6 separate regions of the Homo sapiens genome follow, and regions 2, 3, 4, 5 and 6 are each linked to region 1. The links are chromatin contacts, found by Hi-C or POLR2A ChIA-PET in ENCODE. All regions are on one chromosome and are shown on one strand. The core of a region is the stretch at or near the end of the contact, and the rest is flanking DNA. Distances in the headings are between cores, read along the strand shown. Region 1 holds the start of TUT1 (terminal uridylyl transferase 1, U6 snRNA-specific). Region 2 holds the start of GPR137 (G protein-coupled receptor 137). Region 3 holds the start of MARK2 (microtubule affinity regulating kinase 2). Region 4 holds the start of CYB561A3 (cytochrome b561 family member A3). Region 5 holds the start of LRRC10B (leucine rich repeat containing 10B). Region 6 holds the start of ATL3 (atlastin GTPase 3).

What was found. A loop is a pair of places that touch in the nucleus more often than their neighbours do. ChIA-PET counts read pairs that join two places held with the same protein, here RNA polymerase II (POLR2A). Pooled maps may share reads with other maps.
Region 2: a loop to region 1 is called in a pooled map, with 6 times the contacts of the local background. The contact joins the promoter of GPR137 here to the promoter of TUT1 in region 1. A Hi-C loop is called at or near these places in 4 of 50 pooled maps. POLR2A ChIA-PET finds 5 or more read pairs at or near these places in 2 of 52 experiments (CD4-positive, alpha-beta memory T cell and HEK293T).
Region 3: a loop to region 1 is called in a pooled map, with 6 times the contacts of the local background. The contact joins the promoter of MARK2 here to the promoter of TUT1 in region 1. A Hi-C loop is called at or near these places in 1 of 168 maps with a recorded cell type or tissue (CD8-positive, alpha-beta T cell) and 7 of 50 pooled maps. POLR2A ChIA-PET finds 5 or more read pairs at or near these places in 1 of 52 experiments (CD4-positive, alpha-beta T cell).
Region 4: a loop to region 1 is called in a pooled map, with 8 times the contacts of the local background. The contact joins the promoter of CYB561A3 here to the promoter of TUT1 in region 1. A Hi-C loop is called at or near these places in 6 of 50 pooled maps. POLR2A ChIA-PET finds 5 or more read pairs at or near these places in 2 of 52 experiments (AG04450 and HEK293T).
Region 5: a loop to region 1 is called in a map of upper lobe of right lung, with 9 times the contacts of the local background. The contact joins the promoter of LRRC10B here to the promoter of TUT1 in region 1. A Hi-C loop is called at or near these places in 1 of 168 maps with a recorded cell type or tissue (upper lobe of right lung). POLR2A ChIA-PET finds 5 or more read pairs at or near these places in 1 of 52 experiments (OCI-LY7).
Region 6: a loop to region 1 is called in a pooled map, with 5 times the contacts of the local background. The contact joins the promoter of ATL3 here to the promoter of TUT1 in region 1. A Hi-C loop is called at or near these places in 1 of 168 maps with a recorded cell type or tissue (CD8-positive, alpha-beta T cell) and 7 of 50 pooled maps. POLR2A ChIA-PET finds 5 or more read pairs at or near these places in 1 of 52 experiments (activated naive CD4-positive, alpha-beta T cell).

Annotation. Positions count from the first base shown.
Region 1 is chr11:62,589,778-62,593,974 of GRCh38, forward strand. It overlaps TUT1 (terminal uridylyl transferase 1, U6 snRNA-specific), which reads right to left and starts at 1,746. Exons shown (of 9, transcript NM_022830.3): 1 at 1,627-1,746. The coding sequence starts at 1,708. It overlaps MTA2 (metastasis associated 1 family member 2), which reads right to left. Exons shown (of 18, transcript NM_004739.4): 18 at 3,437-4,197. The coding sequence ends at 4,098. RefSeq lists enhancers at 1,556-2,251, 1,668-1,897.
Region 2 is chr11:64,284,588-64,288,784 of GRCh38, forward strand. It overlaps GPR137 (G protein-coupled receptor 137), which reads left to right and starts at 1,261. Exons shown (of 7, transcript NM_001170880.2): 1 at 1,261-2,294; 2 at 2,378-2,427; 3 at 3,134-3,359; 4 at 3,478-3,627; 5 at 3,753-3,881; 6 at 4,016-4,134. The coding sequence starts at 1,938. BAD (BCL2 associated agonist of cell death) reads right to left here and starts at 78. Exons shown (of 4, transcript NM_032989.3): 1 at 44-78. RefSeq lists silencers at 1-247, 598-1,337.
Region 3 is chr11:63,837,299-63,841,495 of GRCh38, forward strand. It overlaps MARK2 (microtubule affinity regulating kinase 2), which reads left to right and starts at 1,812. Exons shown (of 19, transcript NM_001039469.3): 1 at 1,812-2,262. The coding sequence starts at 2,209. RefSeq lists enhancers at 498-1,486, 1,747-1,896 and a silencer at 1,907-2,146.
Region 4 is chr11:61,359,486-61,363,682 of GRCh38, forward strand. It overlaps CYB561A3 (cytochrome b561 family member A3), which reads right to left and starts at 2,397. Exons shown (of 7, transcript NM_153611.6): 1 at 2,248-2,397. TMEM138 (transmembrane protein 138) reads left to right here and starts at 2,889. Exons shown (of 5, transcript NM_016464.5): 1 at 2,889-2,935. RefSeq lists enhancers at 1,948-2,167, 2,286-3,007, 2,418-2,907.
Region 5 is chr11:61,505,821-61,510,017 of GRCh38, forward strand. It overlaps LRRC10B (leucine rich repeat containing 10B), which reads left to right and starts at 2,929. Exons shown (of 1, transcript NM_001145077.2): 1 at 2,929-4,197. The coding sequence starts at 3,179. The coding sequence ends at 4,057. MIR4488 (microRNA 4488) reads left to right here and starts at 2,776; the gene lies at 2,776-2,837. LOC105369329 (a long non-coding RNA gene) reads left to right here. Exons shown (of 3, transcript NR_188527.1): 3 at 1-829.
Region 6 is chr11:63,669,658-63,673,854 of GRCh38, forward strand. It overlaps ATL3 (atlastin GTPase 3), which reads right to left and starts at 1,719. Exons shown (of 13, transcript NM_015459.5): 1 at 1,633-1,719. The coding sequence starts at 1,678. RefSeq lists enhancers at 1,084-1,585, 1,586-2,085, 2,126-2,235 and silencers at 1,246-1,505, 1,536-1,595, 1,916-2,035.

The DNA.
Region 1 (4,197 bases), core at 496-2,995:
GTGGATCATCTTTGGACATGGTATAATATAGTGATGTCAAAGGCAGGATCTGAAATTACATTGCCCAAGTTCAAATCCCAGCTCTGTCAACCTGTGTGAGACCTTGGTCAAGTTATGAAGCCTCACTGTGCATCAACTTCCTCAGATATAAAATGGAAATATCAGTATCTAGCACCTCACACACAGGTATTATTCAGATATATCACTTGGCAGAGAGAGTCTGGTACACGGTAAATGTTGAAAAACTAACCGTTGCTATTATTTTATTGAGTTAGCTGCTTGATGTCACCAAAGTAAATGTGGGGCCAAAGAAGACTCCTAGGTTTCTGGCTTGGCTTACTGGATGAACAGTGATAGTGCCATTCACAGTGAAAAGGAAGAATGGAAGTAAACCCTGTTTAGGGAACACTGTGATTCCAGACTTCAAAAGTAGGGCTGGGCACATTGGCTCACGCCTGTAATCCCAGCACTTTGGGAGGCCAAGATGGGAAGATCGCTTGAGGCCAGGAATTGGAGACCAGCCTAGGCAACATGGTGAAAACCCATCTCTACAAAAAACTAAAAAATTTGCCAAGTAGGCCGGGCGCGGTGGCTCAGGCCTGTAATCCCGGCACTTTGGGAGGCCGAGGCGGGCGGGTCACGAGGTCAGGAGATCGAGACCATCCTGACTAACATGGTGAAACCTCGTCTCTACTAAAAAATACAAAAAATTAGCCGGGCGTGGTGGCGGGTGCCTGTAGTCCCGGCTACACGGGAGGCTGAGGCAGGAGAATGGGGTGAACCCAGGAGGTGGAGCTTGCAGTGAGCCAAGATCGTGCCACTGCACTCCAGCCTGGGTGACAGAGTGAGACTCTGTCTCAAAAAAAAAAAAAAAAGAAAAAAGAAATTAGCCAAGTATGGTGGTGCACACCTGTAGACTCAACTACTTGGGAGGCTAGCCAGGGGTATGGTTTGAGCCCGGGAGGTTGAGGCTGCAGTGAGCCAAGATCACACCACCGCACTGCAGCCTGGGTGACAGAGCAAGACCTTGTCTCAAAAAAAAAAAAAAAGTGGAATTTGAAGTTACAGTGAACCCCTTGTGTGTCATACAAGAACCTTGTCTATTTTTCCAAACCCATCTTCTGTCTCTTCCTCACTGGTACCTTATGGTCTAGTCATTCATGCCACACCTATTTCATCCATCCCCTCCTTTGAGTAGGTCCTCTGTAGGGCTTCTCTGATTTAGTTACTAATTCTCTGTGGTCCCACAGTTCTCCGAACATATCTATAAAGCATTGAAACTTTCTCATTCTCTAGACGGTGAGCTCCTTCATCTCTGAACCCCCCTCCCCCACCCTAAAGATCAGCAGAATACCAGGCACAGAGCATATGTCCAATAGATGATGGTTAAAGAAGTAATAAAACAATTAAACTTGCGTTGTGGAGATTTCATATACTGAGGAGTGTAATGTGGTGGAACTTTCCCGACTCTCCAAATCCCCTCGGACTTGCAGAGAAAAACGGAGGTGAGAGACCCTACCAATCAACTTGACAAGAACGACTGACTACCTATAACCCTAACTTTCGCCAGGATCAAAAGACGAAAGCCCGCAACCACCCCCGGGTCCCTCACTAGCCACCGCTTACGGTTGGCTGTAGTAACGTGGCAGAGGCAGCAGCGGAACCCCCCACGCGGCAGCGATTCGACATCCGAATCCACCGCCGCCATAGCGACTCTCCTGTACCGACAAAAACACAAGCACCTCTGCCACCACCGGAACCCACTTCGCCAAAGCTCAACGCGCTCGGAAGCAACTTCCGCCGATCCGATAGGAAGTGACATAAAGTCGTTCAATTGCGCGGACACACTCCTCCGGAAACCAAGCTCCTTCGACTCTGGGTTCCGTTTCTAGCCGCTGTCCAGTCCCCGCCCGTTTCAGGAAAAGCGGCGCGTTACGATGCTTATCTGCATGCGGTAAGCCGATTGGTGTGCTTTAAGCTGTTCAGACGTTGATTGGCCCAAAGCATCGTGAATATTCATGACAGCAGCCACAAAGGCCGGCGCCGGGTGGCATCTTGCGGCAGCTCCTTCACCCCGCAGTAGACACCCGTGCGTCTGTACCCTCGACCCTTATTTACCCGACGAATAAAGGCGGAGGATCGGCGGCTTCCAATTCTTTGCCCCACGGAGCCCAGGGCTGTCCCTGGACTTCCAACCTTTTCAGGGCTGTTACTCCCTCCCTCCGCCCCCTGTCCTCCCGCAAAACGGGTGTTCTGCGACGGCTTCTAGCCCTGGTTGGGGAGCTCTGCCACCACCGGGCACCTTCCGGACTCCACGAGGTCCTGGAGCCAGGCCCATTCCTTCCGCAGTAGTGGGCTGCGTGGTGTACGCCGGAGGCGCCAGAGCTACTGGCGCACCTCAGAGCAGTGCGACAAGACAAAACCGAGTGCCAGTAACTGAGTTTAGACACTGGAGGGGGCGAATGCTGTCAACCCCCTCCTGGTATAATTGTCAGTTCATCCCAACGCCGCCGAGGTGTAGGCTCAGGACAGGGAGGGACTACGGGGAGCTGGGGATGCCCTAGGGACAGGGACCATAACGAGGTGGAGAGAACTATCAGATGGGCTCAGCAGCTTGTGCTGTGGTTATCAGCCCACAGCTTTGAATGGCGCAAAGAGCAGTGGACCTAAGGCAGACACCAAGGTCTTTGACCTTGAACAAGTCACAACTGTTGAGGCCGTTTCCCATCTCTAAAGGAAGTGCCCAAGGAGCACACAGCAGGCTGAACTTCTTGTTCTCTATCCTAAGGTGTTCCTTCTAATGGGCCCAGCTCAGGCATCTAATCTCAGTGTCCCAAACCTTTAAGGCAGGAAACAGTGCTACAGTGGATCGGGATATCATCGAGACTGGCCTTGAGGATCCTGAAGCAGCAGGCTGTACACATACACCCAGAGGTGCTAGGGTGGTTCAGTGGTAGAATTCTCGTCTGCCAAATACACCACACAGCTAGGTGAGGGGATCCTCCTATAACCCCACCACCACCCCCAAGGGGGTATACATGTTACCCTGGCTGCTAGCAACTTCCAGAATTCCTTAAACAAAAGGGAGAGGGGAGTAAGAGGTGGGAAACAGAGGAAGAAACACCCCCATTCCCCTTTCCTATGGAGGCCACCAGTCATCCAGAAAGCTCATCTCAACTCCTTTGAATGAATCTGGGCCAAGATGGTTCTTGAGCTCCAGCACCACTGGGAGCTGGGGAGCAGTTTGGGTCCCACAAGAAGCCTAGCTGGAGCAAGCCGCCTGGGTCCAGGCTGCCTATCTCATAAAGCTGTTCCCAGGGCAAGAACCATCTGTACCTCCTTTGTTGTCCTTTGTCCTTTATTTTCCCTCTCAAAGACACCCCCAACACACACACAACACACACCCATGGCAAAGAACAGCTGAGCCAGGAGAAGCTGAAGAAAACAGCTTTTTATTTGTTACTATAAGAACCAATTACAGAATCCGAGGTTAAAAAAACGGACAAAAGATCTTTATTTCTGAGAACTGGCGTACAAAAGGCAGAGGGGGAGGGGAGGGAAGGAAAGAGCGAGCGTGGCCTGGGGTTGATGCCAGCTTAGGGGCCTCAAACTCCAATTAGGAAAGTCCGGACACCGGACAGAAAGAGAAACCCCCAATTAGGAAAAAAAAAAAAAAAAAAAAAAAAAAAGACATGGCAGTGCACGCCCCCCTCCCCCAACCAGGTACCACCACCTGTTATCTGTTTACTCTTCCCCTCCCCATCCCCTTTCACAAAGGGAGGCAAAATTTTTAAAAAATTAAAAAACCCTCCCCCCAAAACTGTCCAAGACATCTGTGGGTCCTACCCCCCAAAACAGGCTAGGTTCCCACATGGGCCAAGTTCCTGCAGTCTGTCCTCCATCGGCAAGCATGGAGGCATGAGACAAGTCTCGAGGTGGTAACACCAGAGGGCGCCCAACCCCTCCAGGGACACACACTCACTTGCTCTCTTCCTTAATTCACTCCTCACTCCCTTCGACACGAAAGGGAAGGGAGGTTTGGGTGCCCTGGGCATCCACCCTCTACCTCTCAGCCCACCTCCCTTCCCCACAGGTGCTCAGTCCTCCAGGACAATAGGCTCATTGGTGCTGGCAGGATGTGAGGGTGCAGGTAGAGGGACAGGGGGCCGCACTGCAATCAGCGTTGGCTTCACCTTC
Region 2 (4,197 bases), core at 11-2,510, 1.7 Mb after region 1:
CCCAGGCCCCGCCCCGCCCGTGGTGACGGCGCACAGGTCTCACCCCAAGCCCGATCTCGAGGCCCCTGACCCGGGCCTGCCGCCTCCCTCCAGCACCCCGGGCTCCGGGCCCTAGTTGCTTGGGCAACGGGAACTGTCAGCGACCTGGCCCAATCACCTCTCGGAACGTCACTCGGGTAGGTCCAGAGGCGGGGTCAACCCGGCCCGGCCCCGCCCCCCCGCCGGATCCAAGGCTCCTCGTCCGCATCCTTTTTCCTCCCTCCTTCGGCCCCGGGGCTCACATCCTCGCTGCCTCACACCTTGGGCGTGTGTGGGAGCAGGAGAGGGATTCTCTGGGGTCCCCATTTGGAACCTGGAGACCCACTTCTGCCAACAAGTCCTTCAGCCCCTCTGGGCCTTAGTTTCCCCCCAGTGAAGTGGGGATAGTGACAGCTCCCCCGGGAGCCAGTGAAAACTTTGTGAAGGGAGTGATTACTGCGGGCGAAGGCGCTTGGCACAGCCACAACTGAAGCTCAGCCGTCGGATGTGATTATTGTTGCTATTGTTACCGCTCCGCCTGGACTGGGTGCCCGGTCGGAAAGTCCCGCTCCCCGCTCCTCCTCCCAGGCGCGGAAGCTTCGCGCCGCCCGCCTCGGGGGACACCTCCCGCGCCATCTCGGGGGCACTGGAGATAAGGAAAGGAACCTCCTCCCTGGCTGGGATGGCTGCCCGGGCGCGGGAGGAGGGCCGGGGACCCGGTGAGGGAGGACCGTAGGGCCCGTGGGGGCTTCACGCCTGGCAGGCGGCCGGCCAGGTGAGCAGGGCCGCGGGCGCGCCGGGGCGAGGGGCGGGCCCGCGCGGGGGATTCGGGGCTCCGCGGGTTCAGGCCCGGGGGCGGGGCCCGGGGGCCATCTTGGCTATGGGCGGAAGTTTTCTTCAGAGACCGAGGGACGGGAATCCGTTGCCGCCCCCGGCCGGGCGGCACGACCCCGATTTGGGTATAGGAGAGAGGAGCGTGGGAACTGGCGGACCCCCATACAAGTAAAGGCGGGCGGCACGGGGCACGGCCCACCCGGGGACCCCCTGGATGCGGCACGGCCCCCGCAACTCGGCCGCCCTCCTGCCGCCTCCCGTAACCCCGGGCGCCCGCCAGCGGCGCAGCTCGCGCCAATTCTCGTACGGTTTCACGCCGGGTGCGGCGCTGGACTGCGGAGCCAGCCGGGCCGCTGCGCAATTTGCGTAGCGAACGGCGCCCGCGCAGGCGCGGAGGGGGAGGGGGGCGGAGCAGCGGGAGCCGGGGAGCCGGAGCCCCGGGTCCCCACGACCTGAGCCGGCTCTCCCATCAGCGGCCTGAGGACCTGGCGTCCGCCTCCTCCCTCCCCTTGAGGCTGGAGCGTGGACGCGGTGGGGGAGGGTGGGGCGGGGGCAGCTTTCGAGAATTACGAGGACAGGAGGCAGAGGCCCTCCCCATCCGCATTATTGGAGGAGAGAGAGCCTCCCCCAGCTTGGGGAGGGGGAGAGCGGGGCATTGGGCGCCCCTCGCAGCGGCCGCTGCCCTGACCCGACGGGTATCAGCCGGCTCTCCCCCTCCACCCAGGACGACATGAACGACCGAGGCCAGGGAGTCCTCTCCTTGGGCCTCTGCATCCCCCCATCCTTGGCTCTGGGGTAGGCCCAGGGAGGAGACACCCCCAACCCCTATCCGGTCTGTCCTGGAGAAAAGAGACTGCCCTTCCATGCCCCTGAGTGAGGGGCCTGGGGCCCAGGCTGCCTGTGTTCCCCAAGGGCAAGGGTCTCTCTGTTGAGGAGGAGGGGCCTGTCAGCCACAACTTCTTTCCTCCTGAGCGCCCCATCTCCCTCTCTGCACCCTGCAATTCCCACCCCTCCGTATTTATTTCCCTGGTCCCGCCGACAGTCCCTCCTTGTCTGTCTCCGGGATTCAGGCCTCCCTCCCTGACATGGAGAGTAACCTGTCTGGCCTGGTGCCTGCTGCCGGGCTGGTGCCTGCGCTGCCACCTGCTGTGACCCTGGGGCTGACAGCTGCCTACACCACCCTGTATGCCCTGCTCTTCTTCTCCGTCTATGCCCAGCTCTGGCTGGTGCTTCTGTATGGGCACAAGCGTCTCAGCTATCAGACGGTGTTCCTGGCCCTCTGTCTGCTCTGGGCCGCCTTGCGTACCACCCTCTTCTCCTTCTACTTCCGAGATACTCCCCGCGCCAACCGCCTGGGGCCCTTGCCCTTCTGGCTTCTCTACTGCTGCCCCGTCTGCCTGCAGTTCTTCACCTTGACGCTTATGAACCTCTACTTTGCCCAGGTAACCAACTGTGGTCCCGGGTGGGGGGCGGGAGGTGGCAAGCCTCAAGGACCCACAGGAGTGAAGGGCATCTCTGCTCCTAGGTGGTGTTCAAGGCCAAGGTGAAGCGTCGGCCGGAGATGAGCCGAGGCTTGTAAGTACTCGGGACACTGGTGGGCTCAGCCTCCAGGTCAGGGGCAGGTGACAGTCCCATGTAGATCCCTTCCCACCTCTCAGGGCTGAGACAAAGGCAACCCAGGGAATGTCTGTGGAAGATCTTGGAAAAGTTAAAGCACCTGGCGCAGATGGCTCAGCAGAGGCCTTGCAGATCTGCAAGGCACAGGAATAGGAATGCTTGTGGTAGTGTGAGGGAGAGGGCCCCAGTGTCATCCACCATGGAGGGCGAGCTGGAGGCTCCAGCCCATGGAAGCACCAAAGCCATATGCACTCCTGGGTGACCTGGGGCCGCAATGCCCTCGTCATTTGTACAGTGTCTTACGGTTTATAAAGAGCTTTCCCAGCCATCTTTTATTTGTACAATTTCCCTGAGAGGCTACTATCCTCCCTTGAGAGATGAAGAAACTGAGGCCCAGCCAGGTAAGACAGCAGGATCAAGGTCGCAGAGCTGGGGCTCAGACAGAGACTTCTGACTCCAGTTGGTGCACCTTCCGAAGTACCATGGCTGTCAGTCACCTTCTGACCTTTTTGGGCCTCAGTTTCTCCATCTGTAAGAGTGGAGGAACAGGGCTCAGACTGGATGCCCTGAGTTTTGTCGACATTGGGGTTTCCTGCAGGAGGTGGGGCAGGTGGTGAGTGCTGAGGGCTGTTGAGGGCCCGCGCTGACTGTGCTGTGGCTGCAGGCTCGCTGTCCGAGGGGCCTTTGTGGGGGCCTCGCTGCTCTTTCTGCTGGTGAACGTGCTGTGTGCTGTGCTCTCCCATCGGCGCCGGGCACAGCCCTGGGCCCTGCTGCTTGTCCGCGTCCTGGTGAGCGACTCCCTGTTCGTCATCTGCGCGCTGTCTCTTGCTGCCTGCCTCTGCCTCGTCGCCAGGCGGGCGCCCTCCACTAGCATCTACCTGGAGGCCAAGGTAGGGCTGCAGCACTGATGCCCAGGTGTCTTTTGGGTCTCTCGGCAGCGGTTCTCAGGGTGTAGAGGAAGCTGGGAGCCTTCTCTCCCTGAGGGTCCTCTGTTGTTACCTGTGCCAGGGGACCAGTGTGTGCCAGGCGGCCGCGATGGGTGGCGCCATGGTCCTGCTCTATGCCAGCCGGGCCTGCTACAACCTGACAGCACTGGCCTTGGCCCCCCAGAGCCGGCTGGACACCTTCGATTACGACTGGTACAATGTGTCTGACCAGGTGGGCATACGCATGTCTGCCACCTCCTTAGTAGCCGTGGCACCTTGGCCCCAGCTGGCCTGGGCCCTGTCCCACTACCCCTTTGGCGTGACTGCAGACTGGCACCAGCCCCTGCCTTCCCACAGGCGGACCTGGTGAATGACCTGGGGAACAAAGGCTACCTGGTATTTGGCCTCATCCTCTTCGTGTGGGAGCTACTGCCCACCACCCTGCTGGTGGGCTTCTTCCGGGTGCACCGGCCCCCACAGGACCTGGTAAGGGTCTGCTCCCTCTTCTGTGGGGCCAGTGGAGGGGGCGGATGTTGCAAATCCTGGGTTGGAGTCTGGGGTTGGGCCTGGGAGGCCAGTGCAGGACAGGAGTAAGTATCGATGATGGCTTCCTCCCCCAGAGCACCAGCCACATCCTCAATGGGCAGGTCTTTGCCTCTCGGTCCTACTTCTTTGACCGGGCTGGGCACTGTGAAGATGAGGGCTGCTCCTGGGAGCACAGCCGGGGTGAGAGCACCAGGTAGGAGCCGTGGCACTGCCTCAGTACCCCTGCCCTACCCGCCCACCCCGCTGGCTCCATCAA
Region 3 (4,197 bases), core at 562-3,061, 1.2 Mb after region 1:
ACACCAACCACCAACTGCTTCCTCTCTCTTTTCCCTGCTTTCCAGACCCTGGCATTAGAGGTGATACCAGGCACAGGAATCAGCAACGTGTCTCCCTTTGGCCACCAGAGGGCAGATGATTCTCAAGGATCGAATTTGGGTTGGGGAGTGAGGTGTTCTCTGTCCTCCTCTTCTCTCTTTCCCTCACCTTCATGGGTGTGCCTTCACCTTCTTCCTCAACGGTTGGGTGCCTGAATAGAGCTGGTATGGGGCATGGGGAGCAGTGCTGAAGTCCCAGGATTTACTAAGAGTGTAGTGATACCTGTTGCCTTAGGAAGTACTTTCATACCCTGGTAATTACATCTGCTCAGATGCCTATTTCTCTGATTGATGGGATGAAGGCTGGCTCAAGATGCTGTAGCTGGGAGTTGGAGGTCAAGTAGCAGGGGTCCAATCAGCAGTTTTCCCAATAACTCCTGGAGCCTCTCTGCTCCTGTACCTTTGGGAACCTGTTGCCTGAGTCTGGTTTCTGACTCCTGCGGGGCCTCTGCCTCCTGCCCACCTTAAGCCACTGATGGGAGGGTGTGGTTCCAACGTGTTCCAGGTACTATGGGTGAGGACAGCTTGGCGCTGGGGAAATCAGCCCAGGATACTCCCTGTCCTTGGTAACGCAGTGTAAGGGGAAGTGAGGAATGGACTGCAGTTGCCATACAGACTTCCTGTTAGTCAAGGGCTCTCCAAAGCTGAGAAGGACCTCCGAGTTCATGAATCCAATGGCTTCACTTTACTGATGGGGAAAATGAGGCCCAGAGGAGGAAAGAAAAGAAACTTTAAATGCCTTATCTTGCAGAGGCATTTTAAAAGGTAACTGGAATTCAGAAATGTCATTTTGAATGTCAACGCAGGAGCAAAGGCAAAGGAAAGAGGAGCCTAAACTCAGTGATGTTATGTGATTTTTCCAAGATCACGCAGCATTGGCACTTGGCAGAGCTGGGGCTGAAATGCAGGGCCCTGGACGCTCCCGCATCCGGTGCAGAGGACGCTGCCCTGGGCCTGCCTGGGGCCTTGCCGAGCCCTGCGGACTAGATGCGGGAATGCACGGATGAATCCACAGAAGCCAAGATAGACGGTGGCAGACAGGCAATAGACTGATGCTGCATTTGACAGGTATATTGATAGGCTAGATGATAAAAAGAAGATGAATTTTATGAGCTGACCGACAGATGGACAGAAATGCAGACAGGAAGCTGCTATAGAACCAGAGGATGCCAATCACAGGGACGGCTAACAATCTTGTTTTGTATTTAGTCAAATCACAAGCACAGACAGGTGACCCACGCTTCCTGTTCAAGGTTTGAAAATGCCCGAAAACTGACGGAAAGACACGAAGCGAATCAGACTCCGAGAGCCACCCGGGGAAACGACCGGGTGCTCGGAGGGCCTCGGGTGTTGCCGGAAATGGCCGACGACCGCCCTCGGCAGGGCTGTGGGAGGGGGCGTGGCCGGCTCAGCACGCGGAGCAGCTTCGGGTATTTCCGGAAACTGCCGAAAGCCCCCTTGAAGTGGGCGGGGAAAGGCCGGTGGGCGTGGCTGGATGGCCGTGGACGGGGGCGGGGGGTAGGCACCCGGGGTCGCTTCGTGGATTTCCGTAAACAGAGCCGAAGCTTCGTCTTCGGAATCGAGGAGGAGAGCGCGTCCCCGGGGTTTACCTTCTTCGGCTGTTTCCGGAATTCACCCGTAGTCTGTGGCCGGGAGGAGAAGGCGCGCCCCACCTCCCGTTTCTAGCCGCTTCGGATGTTTCCGGCTGCTGCCGGCGAAAAGAGCCGAGGGCCGGCGGTGGTGGCGGCCATGTTGGGAGCAGCAGGTCCGGCGGCGGCTGCCTGTGTGCCGGGCGCGGAGCAGTGCCGCTGAGGGCAGGGGAGGAGCGAGGCAGGCGGCCGGCTGCGGCGGCAGAGAGTAGGCGGAGCGGCGCGGCCCGGCCGAAAGGCGGCACAGCCCAGCCGGGGGTCGGGGGGGTGCGGTCCGGAGCCGCTCGGAGCCGGCGCGGCCTAGCCCGAGCGGCGCATCCCCGGGCTGGCGTGAGCGGCTGCCCGGCCTCCCCGCACCCCCGGCCGGGGCCCATGCGGCGGGTGCTCCTGCTGTGAGAAGCCCCGCCCGGCCGGGCTCCGCGCCTTCCCTTCCCTCCCTTCCTCCAAGCTTCTCGGTTCCCTCCCCCGAGATACCGGCGCCATGTCCAGCGCTCGGACCCCCCTACCCACGCTGAACGAGAGGGACACGGAGCAGGTAAGGAGCCCCGAGGGCTCCCCGAATTCTCTGGCTGGGCCCTTTGCACCTTGCGGAGCCTCCTCCCTCTTCTGCTCTCCTCGTGCCCCTGCTGCCATCCTGCAAGCCTCGGCTGCCCTGTCATCCGGCTCCTGGCTCCGGCTCCGCACATCCCGCTTCCGAGTCCTGACCTGGGACCCACCTCGTCCTGACTCCAAGCTGCACACTTGTCTTTCTGCCAACCCCCGTCTCCCCTCACCGCCCTCCTGCGCTCTTCCGTGTCACCTCCCCAGCTTCCCTTTCTCTTCCCTTTTTCTCTCAGGGGCCTTTCTGGTCTTCCTCCACCCACGCTTAAAGCAGCCACCCTCCCGCTCCTCGAATAGCAGCACCCCGCGATTTGCCACAGATCGTTGTCCACCTCTCCCTTCGTCTCTCCTGCCTCGCTTCCCCTCCGCCCGCACCGGTTCTGCCAGTCTCTGGGTTATCACCCTCAGGGTCCTTGCCCTGGACTGCGCTCTCGATCCCTGGCCCCTTGCAGTTCCCCCAGCTTTTTCTACCCTGCTTCTTCGTTTTCCAAATTGTGCTCTCCCTCTTGCTTGCAACCCACCAGCTCCACCCTCATCACCTTTCCAAATCCTTCGCCTACTCTTTGCTCATCACTTTCCCTTCTTTGCTCCAGGAGCTCCCTGGATCCTGGCGCTGGCATTTGTCGCTTCCGTGTTTCCCCACAGCTGTCATGCGCATAGTTTTCCCACAGGTTGCGTTTGGGGTTCCAATCATCACTCCCTTCAGAGTCTTTGGATCCCTCTTGTTCTCTTCCCCTCGGGTTTGGCTTTTAGGTCCCTGGGCCTCTTGTTTCTCTCTGTGAGTGTTCTACCAGCCTTCTACTGGGCTCTTTCTCCCAACCCAAAGACACTTGGCCCCACCGTATTAACACAACCTGTTGCTCAGTCCTTTCCCAGACCTCGCTGCATCACAGTTTTTGCCTTTCTGTCTTCGTACGCTGGAACACAAACCATGATGACTTTCTGTGTCTTCACTCCCGTGCCTGGCACTTAGAGTATTTTCTTTCTTGCTTGTTGCCTTCCTGTTTCTCCACCCTCACCCCATCTTCCTTACTGTGCCTTTTAATCAGCGTTGCCTTTCATCTCCGCATTAGTCTCCTGCCTTCTTCATGTCCTGTGTATCCCCACACCGTGCTTGGATCCATTCTGTTCCTATTGGCTAAGTCTCTGTAATGCCCAGGAAGTCCAGGTGTTTTGCATGCTAGTTTCTTGAGCTACACCTCAGCCTCACGACTCTACACGGTCCCCCTCATCCTGGCAGTCACTGCTATGTTTTTCACCCAAGTCTTAGCCTTTCTGTGTCATCTCACTTTTGATCCCAGAGACGTCCACTTTCCACACCTCCCCTTTCTTTCACCATCTCTAGCGTCCTTTGCTGACTGCTCTGTGCAGAGTCCCCTGCCTGTCATACCTTTCTTGGTGGAGAACTTTACTAGGCCAAAAAAACTTGACTTGAAAAAGAAGTGCTTCTGCCCCGGGGCTGCTGTGCTTTTTGCCTTCTTTCCCCTCCTTCCATCCTTTATGTTTCCCTCTTACTCCCTTCTTTCTTTGTAGCCCGGTAGAGCAGTTGTTGTATTCTCTTGCATGTGAACATTCTTCTTTGAAAAATCTTACCTCCTTTCTTTTACTGTGTTTTTCTATTTTGTTACCCCCTGGCCCTCTGTCACCTGGGCAGTTAGGAACTAAAGAGAAGTTCTAGGCAGAGTTTTTCTCTGCAGGGTTGACCCTTTTATTACTTGTGGATTATTTGCTTCTGGGGGTGAAATAGGGGTTGAGAGGGAGGGATGGTTGATTTCCATTTCATCACTGGGTTTGGCAGCTGGTTCTGCATGGGACAGGGGTCTTTGGAGACAGAGGAGCATGTTCTGTGTCTCGCAGTCTTTCTCTCCCT
Region 4 (4,197 bases), core at 1,147-3,646, 1.2 Mb before region 1:
CTGACAATATCTACTTCCACAACTGTTTTTTTTTTCTTTGTAAGAGGAAAAAGTAAATGCAGTCCGAAAGGATCTGTAGCCACACCCTAGAAAAGGTCCTGGTTTACTGCTCTGTGACAGACTTAGAATAGACCCTGGGCACACTTTCCTGACAGAGAGCTGCAAAGTTATATTGCCCTGCTCACAATACACAGATAAGCCCTCCTACTTCCTGAAATAGAGCAAAGCAGGAGAAAAGGAAGAATGCAGTGAAGGACCAGCACAGTGATTCATGCCTGTAATCCCAGCACTTTGGGAGGCCCAGGCAGGTGGGTTACCTGAAGTCAGGGGTTCGAGACCAGCCTGGCCAACATGGCAAAATCCCGTCTCTACTAAAAATACAAAAATTAGCCAGGCACGGTGGCATGCGCTTGTAGTCCAAGGTACTCGGGAAGCTGAGGCACGAGAATTGCTTGAACCCAGGAGGCAGAGGTTGCAGTGAGCCAAGATCACGCCACTGCACTGCAGCCTGTGCAACAGAGATAGACTCTGTCTATAAATAAATACCCAGGAGTTCCAGACCAGCCTGAGCAACAGTGAGCCCTCATCTCTTAAAAAAAAAAAAAAATTAGCTGGGCGTGATGGCATCCACCTGTAGTCTCAGCTACTCAGGAGGCTGAGGTGGGAGGATGGCTTGAGCCCAGGAGAAGGCTGAAGTGAGCCGAGATCGCACCACTGCACTCTAGCCTGGGCGACAGAGCTAGACTCTGTCTCAAAAACAAAACAAAACAAAAAAACCGTGAAAACTGCAATGCAAATGCTTGAAAATATCCTCTCATTTGTTCTAAGGGCAGGCTGGGCTGTGATCCCAGGGTGTGCTCACTTTGCAGAGCCCCATTCTAAGGGAGCAGTCAGCAAGCTCTTCTGTAAAGGTCCAGGTAGTAAATATTCTAGGCTTTGTAGAGCACATGGTCTGTCACAACTATGTCATCAACTCTGCCCATGCAAGAGCAGCCACATAAACATCTTAACAAATGAGCACCACGGCTGTGTTCCAGTAATATTTATTTATGGACACTGAAGTCTGAGTTTCACATAATTTTCACGTCACAAGATATTATTAACTTCTTGCGAAAAAGGATTCTCCCGGCTGAGCTAAAACAGGTCACATCCAGGGGTAAGAAATGCTAGTTCCCATCCAGCCCTTAGTCTTAGAAAAAGGCTCTACGCAGGCTGGGCGCGGTAGCTCACGCCTGTAATCCCAGCACTTTGGGAAGCCGAGGCGGGCGGATCACATGAGGTCAGGAGTTCGAGACCAGCCTGACCAACATGGAGAAACCCCGTCTCTACTAAAAATACAAAAATTAGCCGGGCGCGGTAGCGGGCGCCTGTAATCCCAGCTACTTGGGAGGCTGAGGCAGGGGAATCGCTTGAACCCGGGAGGCGGAGGTTGCAGTGAGCCGAGATCGTGCCACTGCATTCCAGCCTGGGCGACAGAGTGAGACTCTGTCTCAGAAAAAAAAAAAAGAAAGAAAAAGAAAAAGGCTCTACTCCAAACTCTTGCAGTGTTACTTTTATAATTTAGAACTACAAATAAATGAAGGGGTAGAAAATCAGTTTGTTGCTCTCCCTCCCCGATGGACTGGGGGACTTCAAGAATCTTGAGGACCAGATTTAGGATACAAGCCCTAAACCCTCATCTTACAAATCAAAAACACTGTGACACTGGGGCCCAAAACAAGAAAATGACTTAGCCAAGGTAAGTGGCCGAGCTGGTACAGGAATTCGGGTCCACTCCCTCTCAGCTCTGAGGATTCCTTATTCTCAAAGGTAGCTTCTGTTAAAGTCGGAACATGAGGAGTGAAGGGCTCAATATTCCTGCCAAGGAGGTAGGTGAACAAGTTACCCCTTAGCACCGGAATAATTATAGACCCCGACTTCAGGCTGTGCCTAGGTCCGGCTCAGGTGTCCAAAGAACCGTTCCAGGCACCCGAGGGGTGATCCCTGACTCCTCTGCTGGGTGCTCGTGCCAGCTAACAATGGGTGAAAATTGGGGTGAGGAGCTCCAGGTGCTTTCTGCGTCCTCTGAAGAGCTTTCGTGCCTTTATAACCACCGCGTTGGAAGGAAGAGCGCGGAGAAAGGTGCCCACTTTCTAAAAGAGAAAATTGAGGCCGAGCAAGGGGATCGCGACAGTGCGAAGCGAGATAGCAGCGGAACCAGCATTCGAACCCAGGTCCCTGAACTCCCAGCCCCGGGATCCTTCTCACCCCTAACCACAGTGGGACGAAGTGAGGCCGGGATCTCCGGAACCCGCCTCTCGCTACCAGGCGCCGGAGCTGCCGCTCCCGAGGTTCCTAGGAGATGCAGAAGACACTGCCCTGAATGCCTACAGCCGGCTGGCAATGCCGCCCCAGAGCAGAGCGGCGGGTGCCGCCTCGCCTTCTTATAGGCTCGCAGCACTTCCAGTCGCGCGCGAGGCCTCCTGGGAAGTGAAGTCCGGAGACCAGGGGTGGCCGGCTCCCAGCGCGCCAAGCTGCTAACCCCCTAACTCCCGTTCCTCCTCGGCGTTTCTTCTCCAAGTCCGAAGTCAGGGTCCAGGACTGCTGCGATGCATCAGCCCCGCCTCTCATCCCCCATCCAGAGGAGGCGGAAATGTTCAGGTGAACGCGAAGCCTCCCACTACGAGCCGGCCCTCAGCAAGGCCGTGCGCAGTGTGGGCGGGAGCCCTAAGTCAGCTAGCGGCGACGCTGGGAGGGCCCGGAGCAGGCCGGGCCCCGAACAGCGAAAGCTCCAACATGGCGGCCAGACTGGCCATAGAGCGGGAAGAGAAAGCCGGGGACTAGCAGGCCGCACGGCGCAGACGGGGCCCGCCTCCTCCATTTACTTCCGGAATTTAAAGCCGGCTTCCGGAAGCCGGGACGATGTCCGCATGACAACCGACGTTGGAGTTTGGAGGTGAGAGTGATTGACGAGGAGTGGGTTAAGTGACCAGAAGTCAGAATTTTTGGTGCTGTTGTTTTGGGCTTGGGTTTTATGCTTTGTTGTTGTTTGCCAAGGAAGCCTCGTTTTTAAGTGGATTGGGAAGCGTGAGGAATACTGCCCTAGGTACAAAGGGAAGGCGGCAGGTAGCGGTGGACGAATTAAAGAGCTTCATGAGCTTGTGAGTCTCCACTGCCCTAAACTGGAGGGGATCGTCGTACGTAGAGACAGGCATGGGCGTTTCTGCATAACGGATCCTCAAAACAGCCCTGGATGGTGGCCTATGAGTAGTGGTTAAGAGCACGGGTTTGGCGTCACAGTTATGAAGCCGGGTTCTGCTGACTTGAGACCTGGAGGAATGCCTTGAGCTCTGACTTCTGTGTCCTTTCCTGTAGAATAGGAATAATTCCCACCTTGCAGACTTGTAGGGAGGATTAAAGGAAACGATCTTGGTTGACAAGTTTATCGTGGTGTGAGTACCTAGGTAGTAGCTATCAGTGTTATTTAATGCGGCCGGGCGCAGTGGCTCACGCCTGTAATCCCAGCACTTTGGGAGGCCGAGGCGGGAGGATCACGAGGTCAGGAGATCGAGACCATCCTGGCTAACATGGTGAAACCCCGTCTCTACTAAAAATACAAAAAATTAGCCAGGCGTGGTGGCACGCACCTGTAGTCCCAGCTACTTGGGAGGCTGAGGCAGGAGAATCGCTTGAACCCGAGAGGCGGAGGTTGCAGTGAGCCAAGATCATGCCACTGCACTCCAGCCTGGCGACAGAGCGAGACACTCTCTCTCTCTCTAAAATTTAATGAATGAGGAAACCGCGAACATATGTCCAATAAGGTGGGACTTCACCAGCTGAGGTGGAGGAGGTGCCTTAACCTTCCGGAGCCTCTGTGTAAAATGGGGATAATATACATTGTAATGGCTACTTCTCAAGATGGTTGTAGGATTACGTAAGGTTAGAAATATGAAAAGAGCTTATAAATTGCAAAACATTTTACCGATGCTAATTTAATCGCTAACACTCCAGAGCATTTTGAAATTTCTTTATAGATTTGGCACAGCAGCGGGTCATAGGACACCCCCAGAGCAACTTGTGGGTCTTGGAATAGATGAAAAGAAACAACTGCCACTGTGTTGCAACCATAACCCTAAAGATAAAGCTTTCCAGGAGACCCCTGTTTCCTCTCTGCTTTTTCTGCCTAGGGCACTTCACACTTCTTTGCTGGCATTTTTC
Region 5 (4,197 bases), core at 1,679-4,178, 1.1 Mb before region 1:
TGAAGCTAATTCATTAGTTACGCCTCAACAAGGACCGGGTGCCTGCAGTGCCAGCGTGATTCATCATGATGATTGCCCCACTGCCAGCCTGCGTGGGCCTGGAACGCCAGCACATTTTACCTTTACCCACTGAGAAGGGCCTGGTGGGAGGTGAAGGTACAGGATCTGCCGAGAGCAAGAAAAAGACTCTGAGAAAGAAGAGGGCTGGTCCTCCATGCTCTCGGCCCCAGGAAGCTCTGCCAGGCTGGTGCCGGGGTGGAGAGGCTCATGTGGGCTCATGTGGTGCTGCCTGTGCTGATGGAGCCCAAGAGGGCAGCCTGGCGCTGGGTGCCAGCCTGAGCATGTGGCGAGGCTGGGCTGCTGAGCCTCCTCCTCCACAGCCAATGTTCCCTCAAACTGCTTGGGGGTGGGGGGAGGGACTCATCCTCATCCCATTAGCCTGGCTGGGTATTCCCTACCTTTCTGGTCTCTGAGAGACTTACCTCTTCCAAGAAGTCCTCCCGAATGAGTAGAAGGGAGAGAGCTGGATTGGAACTTAAGTGACATCTGGGAGGAGCCTGAAGCCCCTCCGGTTGGGGCTGAGACTCCTATACCCTAGGTCTGGTGTCTGGGTTCCACCTGGGTCCTCTACCTTGGCCTGGATTCCTGCTTTCGTTTTGCCAGTCTCTCCCAGGATGGGGGTGCATGGCTGGTTCGTGGCTCAGAGCAACATCTGCCTCTGTGTCCCCCCATCATCTGTCCGCCCCCTAACACCTCTTGCCATATTAGAATTGCTATTGCTCTGTCCTTTCATTCATGTATCCAACAAATATATATTATCTGAAAAAAAGCATGTGCTGAATAATTTCATTTGTGTGAAATTCAAGAACAGGGAAAACTGATCCATAAGGATAGAGGTCAGGATCATAGTTGCCTCTGTGAGGTGGGGATTGACCGCAAGAGGCTTGAGAGAACTCTTGGGTTGATGGAAATGGGACAGGGGTGTGTACATTTGTCAAAACGCATCCAAGAAGACACTTACGATCTATGCATTTCACTGTATGCAATGTTTGCCTCCACTTTTTTTGTTAAGTTTTTTTCAGCAAGGCGCAGTGGCTCATGCCTATAATTCCAGCACTTTGGGAGGCTGAGGCAGGTGGATCACCTGAGATCAGGAGTTCGAGACCAGCCTGACCAACATGGTGAACCCCTGTCTCTTCTAAAATACAAAAATTAGCTGGGCGTGGTGGTGGGCACCTGTAATCTCAGCTACTTGGGAGGCTGAGGCAAGAGAATCGCTTGAACCCAGGAGGCGAGGCGGAGGTTGCAGTGAGCCAAGATCACGCCATTGCACTCCAACCTATGCAACAAGAGCAAAACTCTGTCTCTAAATAAATAAATAAATAAATAAATAAATAAATAAATAAATAAAAATTTGCATGGAATGTCTACTGTATGCTCTAGAGCCTGTGCCAGCAGGGAAGGAGATGCCCAAACCTCCCTGGCTGGGCAGCTTACTTTCCAGTGGGGATGGTTCCCTTCCTCCCGTTGCATTGGCAACTGCTCTCTGCCCTTGGGCTGTCTTCCATCCCCCTTCCCCTGCAGTGGGGATGGCAATGGGGGTGGGCCAAAGGGCAGCGTGCTCTCCTGAAGTCAGTCCACTCAGCCAGTTACATGGGTCACACCAGCCGGGTTCAAGAGAAGGCAGGAGGCAGGAGGCTTGGAGCCCGAAAATTTGGCTCCCGGGCTGCAACCTCTATGCATTGTGTGACCGTAAGCAGGGTGCCTAATCCCCGCGAGGCCACTTCTCTCATCTTTCATGTGGGATTATAGTGCTGTCTTTGTAGCTTTGTCCAGAGAATCAGAGGCTCTGTTGTGAGAAAATTCATTGCTGGAGGTGGAGTGAACCTTGTTTCCATCTATCGGTATGGTTTATGGTTAGGAACACAGGCTCTGGAGTCACACTACCTGGCTTCGAATCCAGCTGCTCATCAGCTGGGTGACCTTGGGCACTTCACTCAGCTCAGACTGACCCAGCTCAAGTCATGTCTCTTTGACCCTCAGTTTCTCCATCTTTAAAATCGGGGTGATGAGGGTGTCTACCTCATAGGCTGTGCCAAGGACTCAACGCAATGCTTTCAGCATAGTGCTGGGCACACGTGGGCTCGAAGCCAGTGACAGCCAGTGCTTTTCTGCCAGGAGCTCCCGCAGGAGGGCTCCGGATGGGAGGTGGGGGGAGAAGGCAGGGGGGAACTGCTGCTGGTGGTAGCAGGCGAAGGAAGAAGAGTCATGGAATGAGAGTGGCCATGATTGGTGGCTCAAAGGCGTTCACGTGTCCCAGTCCTCTGTCCACCGCAGCCACACACAGACTTTGAGCGTCGGTGGAGGGATCCTGGCAGGAGAGAGGGGTGTGAGTGTAGCAATGAGGAAGCTGTAGGGCAATTAGGCGGGGCGGAGCCAAGCCCTGGGGCCCGGTAAAACCAGCAGATGTGAAAAGGGCCGGACAGTAACACTGTTTCGAGTTACTACACTGAAGTGATCCCAGCAGGTAGGCCGGCCGCACGCCGCTGGACGTGAATGGCTCGCAGTGACCGCGCCCCTCAGCCCCTCCTTGTGAGCCTCTAGTCCAGAGTCTTTGATCCACCGCCAGCGTTTCCTTCGCCTTCTTGGACCCGCGGCTCTGGGGCGCACACAACCGCACACCAAACAGCGTCGGGCGTCGGGTCTCAGTGCCAGGCTTGGCCGGGGCGGGGAATCTCTCGGCTTGTGCTTGCTCCGCGGTGGGCTGGATGGGCAGGTAGGGGGCGGGCTCCGGCGCTGGGACCCCACTAGGGTGGCGCCTTGGCCCCGCCCCGCCCCGCCCTCCCTCCGCCTCATTGGCAGCCGCACGCGCGTCGGGGTTGCCAGGGCGACGGGTCGCTAAGCTGCGAGTCAGCGCGAACCCTAGCCAGTCGGCCTCCGGCGGAGGCAACGGGGGAGGCCCGAGGGCGGGCGGTGGAGCGCGGCGCGCGGCGGCGGTGCCCCAAGTGGGTGCCTCCTCCCGGCCCCGCACGGCCCCCCTCCCGGCGCGGGGGAAGGCCGGGGCGGGGGGCCCGGGGGCCGGCGCGGCTCCGGCACCGTCGGGGCGGCTGGGGGGCGGCCGGGGCGGGGCGATGCCTGGCGGTGGCAGTGGCGGCGGCCCCGGCCGGGGCCCGTGACCATGGGCATCGCCGAGTCCACGCCGGATGAGCTGCCGTCGGACGCAGAGGAGCAGCTGCGCAGCGGCGACCAGCAGCTGGAGCTGAGCGGGCGGCGGTTGCGGCGGCTGCCCAGCGCAGTGTGCGCGCTGAGCCGCCTGCAGAAGCTGTATGTGAGCGGCACGGGGCTGCGCGAGCTGCCGGAGGAGATCGAGGAGCTGCGCGAGCTGCGCATCCTGGCGCTGGACTTCAACAAGCTCGAGCGACTGCCTGACGGCCTGTGCCGCCTGCCGCGCCTCACGCGCCTCTATCTGGGCGGCAACCGGCTGCTGGCGCTGCCCGCCGACTTCGCGCAGTTGCAGAGCCTGCGCTGCCTCTGGATCGAGGGCAACTTCTTGCGGCGCTTCCCGCGGCCGCTGCTGCGCCTGGTGGCGCTGCAGTCGCTCCAGATGGGCGACAACCGGCTGCGCGCGCTGCCGGCCGAGCTGCCGCGCATGACGGGCTTGCGCGGCCTCTGGCTCTACGGCAACCGCTTCGAGGAGTTCCCGCCCGCGCTGCTGCGCATGGGCCGCCTGCACATCCTCGACCTCGACCGCAACCGCCTGGGCGGCTTCCCCGACCTGCACCCGCTGCGCGCGCTGCGCGTCTTCTCCTACGACCACAACCCCGTCACCGGGCCCCCGCGCGTCGCGGACACCGTGTTCCTCGTGGGCGAGGGCGCCGTCGAGCGCATGGCGGAGCGCGACGAGCCCACGCCCCGGCCTCCGCCCCGGCGCCCAGCGCGGGCCTTTGAGGATGAGGAGGAGGAAGACCTGCTCATAGGCGGCGCTGGTTCCCGGGCTCTGGGCGCCCCCGGGGGCAGCTTCCGCGCCCTGGAAGCCGCTCCAGGACTGGGCACCTGAGCCTATGTTCTGGCTGATGGGCTTCAGCCACTCTGAGAGGAGGGGCTCTAGGAAGCTTTGGCTGGTTAGGCCTGCGGGACTGGTGGGTCCCTACTTAGGTCAATGGAACGGCTACTTTTGGCGAGTTGCCGGGCACAGGC
Region 6 (4,197 bases), core at 469-2,968, 1.1 Mb after region 1:
ATGGGCCGGGCACGATGGCTCACGCCTGTAATCCCAGTACTTGGGAGGCCGAGGAGAGGAGGGTGGTTCACCTGAGGTCAGGAGTTCGAGACCAGCCTGGCCAACGTGGTGAAACCCCGTTTCTACTAAAAATACAAAAAATTAGCTGGGCCTGGTGGCGGATGTCTATAATCCCAGCTACTCGGGAGGCTGACGCAGGAGAATCATTTGAACCCAGGAGGCGGAGGGTGCAGTGAGCCGAGACTGCGCCACTGTACTCCAGTTTAGGTAGCAAAAACGAAACTCCGTCTCAAAAAAAAATAGCCGCGCATGGTGGAGAGCGCCTGTAATCCCAGCTACCCGGGAGGATGAGGCAGAAGAATTGCTTGAACCCAGGAAGCGGAGGTTGCAATCAGCCGAGATCGCGCCATTGCACTCCAGCCTGGGTGACCAGAGCAAAACTCCGTCTCAAAAAATAATAATAAAACAATGTGCTGGACTACTGCAATACTGAGATCCTTCTCAGCCAAGTGTTTACAGGTGTTAGAGCGGCAACAGGAATTTCTGGAGTACAAGCTAATCTCTGTGGGAATGGAAAAAAAAAAGCACTAATTTGAATTTCAGTACCTATGTTGCAATGCTAAATTCTTGACAGGGATTAGTACTCCGTAGGTTATGCTTCTTAAATCTCCAAAAGTAAGCCAATATGTGAAATCGTACATTTTTGGTCCGTTATTCTAAGACTGACAAAACGTTCCATTGCTTCGTATTTGAATTTGAGAACTGAGACTCATTTAAAAATTCTTCACTGTTCTTTTCCTTTTTGCTCTTCGATTTCGCAAGTGAAACGGTCATTTCAACAGCACACACATTACACTAGAATAAAGCCAAGTAAAATGACAGACTAAATCAGATCCGTGAATACACGGTGACTCCTTATTTGGTTTTTAATACTTTCACTATGTTTCATGTCTTCGGGAAAGCAAAAGAACAACGTACTGTGCCAAAAGCACTAACTTACGAAAAACCAATTTAGACCAATTCTTTACAGCGTTAAGTATGGGTTGAAAACCAACTTTCCTAATACTTGTGGTCAGTGCCTCAAGGTCGTTAGGATAAAAATAAAGCTTCCAAGACACTTCGCAGCCTTCCAGCACTTCCAGAAAGGCCAAATAAACCAGCATTCACCTTCCCGCTCCATCCAGGCCCCGATTCTCCGACCAGAGAGGGCGCTGAGTGCCCGGGCACGGAGGGGCAGCGCCCTGGGGCGCCCGGCTCTGCCCAGGGCGGGGCTCGGCGGGGCCGAAGCTCCGGACGCCGCCCACGGGGACCACCGGCCCTTGGGCCGCCCAGGGGCAGCTGCAGCCCAGGGGAGGAGCTGGAGGAGCCCCCGGCGGCACCAGGGCCCGAGCCCTGACGGCGGCCGCCCCCGGCCGAAAAGTAAGGAAGGTGCCGCCCTCGCTGGACCAGCTGGGCCCGAAGAGGGGCCCCCCCACCACAAATTCGGAAACCGAGTGACCCCGGCGAGGGACGCGCGGTCCCAGCCCCGGGACGAGGAAGGGCGGCGGCGCGGGCGGGGGTTCTTTTCAGAACTACAGCAGGGAAGGCGGCGGGGGTGGCCGCGGGGCGATCCAGGGAAAATCGGCGCCTCACCTGCTCCTCTTGAGGCAGCTGCTGCCACTCGCTGAGGGGACAACATGGAGCCTCCGCCTTCAAAGCAGAAGCAGCAGGGGTGCAGAGGAGAGGGACGGGTGCGGGCGGGAACGAACCGGGCCCTGGAAGCGGGAAACGGGCGGAGCCTGGGCTCTAGAAAAAACTAGCCAGAAGGTGGGGCACGCGGAGCCGCGACGGAGCGAGCGCAGCGCGGTCTGCGTGGCCCAACGGACAGCCCGAGGCGTGGCGAGCGCAGGACGAGGCTAGGCGAGGCGGGGCGGGAAAGCGCACGCGGCAGAATCCCGCCACCGCCTGCCGCGTGTGCGCGAAGCGAGCCGCCGGGTACCTGTTGGCGGGGCGCTGAGTGCTACCGTCCTTTGGGAATTGTAGTCCCGCGCTCACTGGGTCCCGGCCAGCGGTCCTCATACTGCGCACTCATCTGGGGCGGGGCTTGGCGTGGTTCTCCGACGACTGAACTACAACTCCCAGCAGGCTGTGCGGGAAGGGGCGGGCTGGCTCGGGTCCTCCTGCGAGCTGCGGCCGGCGCCTAACGTGCAGACCAGGCCCCAGGCCGAGGCTTTATCCTGGAACCACCAGTGTGAGAGACAGCTTTGGTGTTTAACTAGGCCTGGGACCACAGGTGGGCAGAAGAGAGGCCTCAACCCTGGATGGCATGAACGTCACTGGGTCTTTAATGATTTTGACTTCATAAGGGCAGGTGGCCGTGACTTCATTACCACCTTTATTATCATCTCCCTATATTCCTGTCCCTGGCCATGGCTGATGCGCACCATCACCGCTCTGATAGCTAATGTAAGAAGTCCAGGCCGGGCGCCGTGCCTCACGCCTGTAATCCCAGCACTTTGGGAGGCCGAGGCGGGTGGATCACCTGAGGTCGTGGGCGTTCGAGACCAGCCTGACCAACATGGAGAATCCCCGTCTCTACTAAAAATACGAAATTAGCCAGGCGTAGTGGCGCACGCTTGTAATCCCAGCTAGTCCAGAGGCTGAACAGGAGAATCGCTTGAACCCAGGAGGCGGAGGTTGCAGTGAGCCGAGATCGCACCATTGCACACCAGCGTAGGCAACAGGAGCAAAACTCCATCAAAAAAAAAAAAAAAAAACTTGCACGCACATCCCAGCATTCTCTGCTCCTTTTCCCTGCATTACTTTTCTCCAAAAGACTTCATACCACTTGGCCAGGCGCGGTGGCTCACGCCTGTAATCCCAGCACTTTGGGAGGCTGAGGTGGTTGGATCACCTGAGGTCGGGAGTTCAAGACCAGCCAGGCTAACATGGTGAAACCCCATCTCTTCTAAAAATACAAAAAATTAACCAGGCGTGGTGGCAGGCGCCTGTAATCCCAGCTACTCGGGAGGCTGAGGCAGGAGAGGTTGCATTGAGTGGAGATGGCACCACTGCACTCCAGCCTGGGAGAAAGAGCAAGACTCCATCTCAAAAAAAAAAAAAAAAAAAAAGACTTCCTGCTACTATCTGACTTATGTTTTACCTTTCATTGTGTTTGTCTCTTCCCACTGAATGTAAGTTCCAAACAGATAGGAATTTTTGTCTGTTTTGTTTACTTGTATATCCCCAGTCCCTAAATACTGCTGGCAGATAATAGAGACTCAAATATCTATTGAATTAATGGATGAAGAAGATATATGTTACATCTAACACTGCTCACTCACTTTCTGGTTCCTTTAATATTAAATACCTAACTTTTACTATTGAACAAAATACCCTAGTTTATTTTAAGGGCTCCCCAGAGATTCACTGAAATCCAACTTCTCAGGAAGTGACCAGCAAATACTGATATATGTCTCAATATTACATCATCAAGGTATCAAGGTCAATGTTAGCACATCAGCATTGTAGCCCTTGTAGAAGCTTTTGGCATTTGGAACAAAACAGTACAAATTATAGGTGGACTTAAGGATTAGTCACAACTTAGAAAGCAACCCCTGTAAATGAGAAACATGTTTTGTGTTATTTCCTTCTCAAATATCCAGGGTCATCAAAACACTGGACATTGAAAGTGCCAAATATTGACAATACTGGTTACAGCCTGCCTTCAGCTATCTCACTCTGAATTGAGTTATGTGCTATGATCAGAGGTTGAGCTTCCCTTGAGGTTTTCCAGAAGTAGGTGACATGTAGACATATTTGAGTGGACAGACTACTGGCTTTGGGGTCAGACTTACCTGGCTCTGATGTTCACTAGCTATGCAACCTTGGGCGAGCTACTTAACCTCTCTGAATCCATTTCATCATCTGCAAAATGATTTAAAGACCCACACGGTTGTTCTAGGCTAAGTGAGCTGTGTGTTTGGAAATGATGACTGCGTGGTTAGTGATCAAAATTAGTAATCAGCATATTCATTCTGGAAAAGCAAAATAAAGTCATAAATATTCAAGATACTCAAGTGGTTTATGAAACACAAAAATAGCAAAATTGTTTTCTGCAATGGCATCCACCATGACTCAGGTTCCAAAGCTTTCCAAAAATAGGTCATTTGTTATATGCCAGGTACCGTGATAGGCCATAATGCTGCATAAGACACA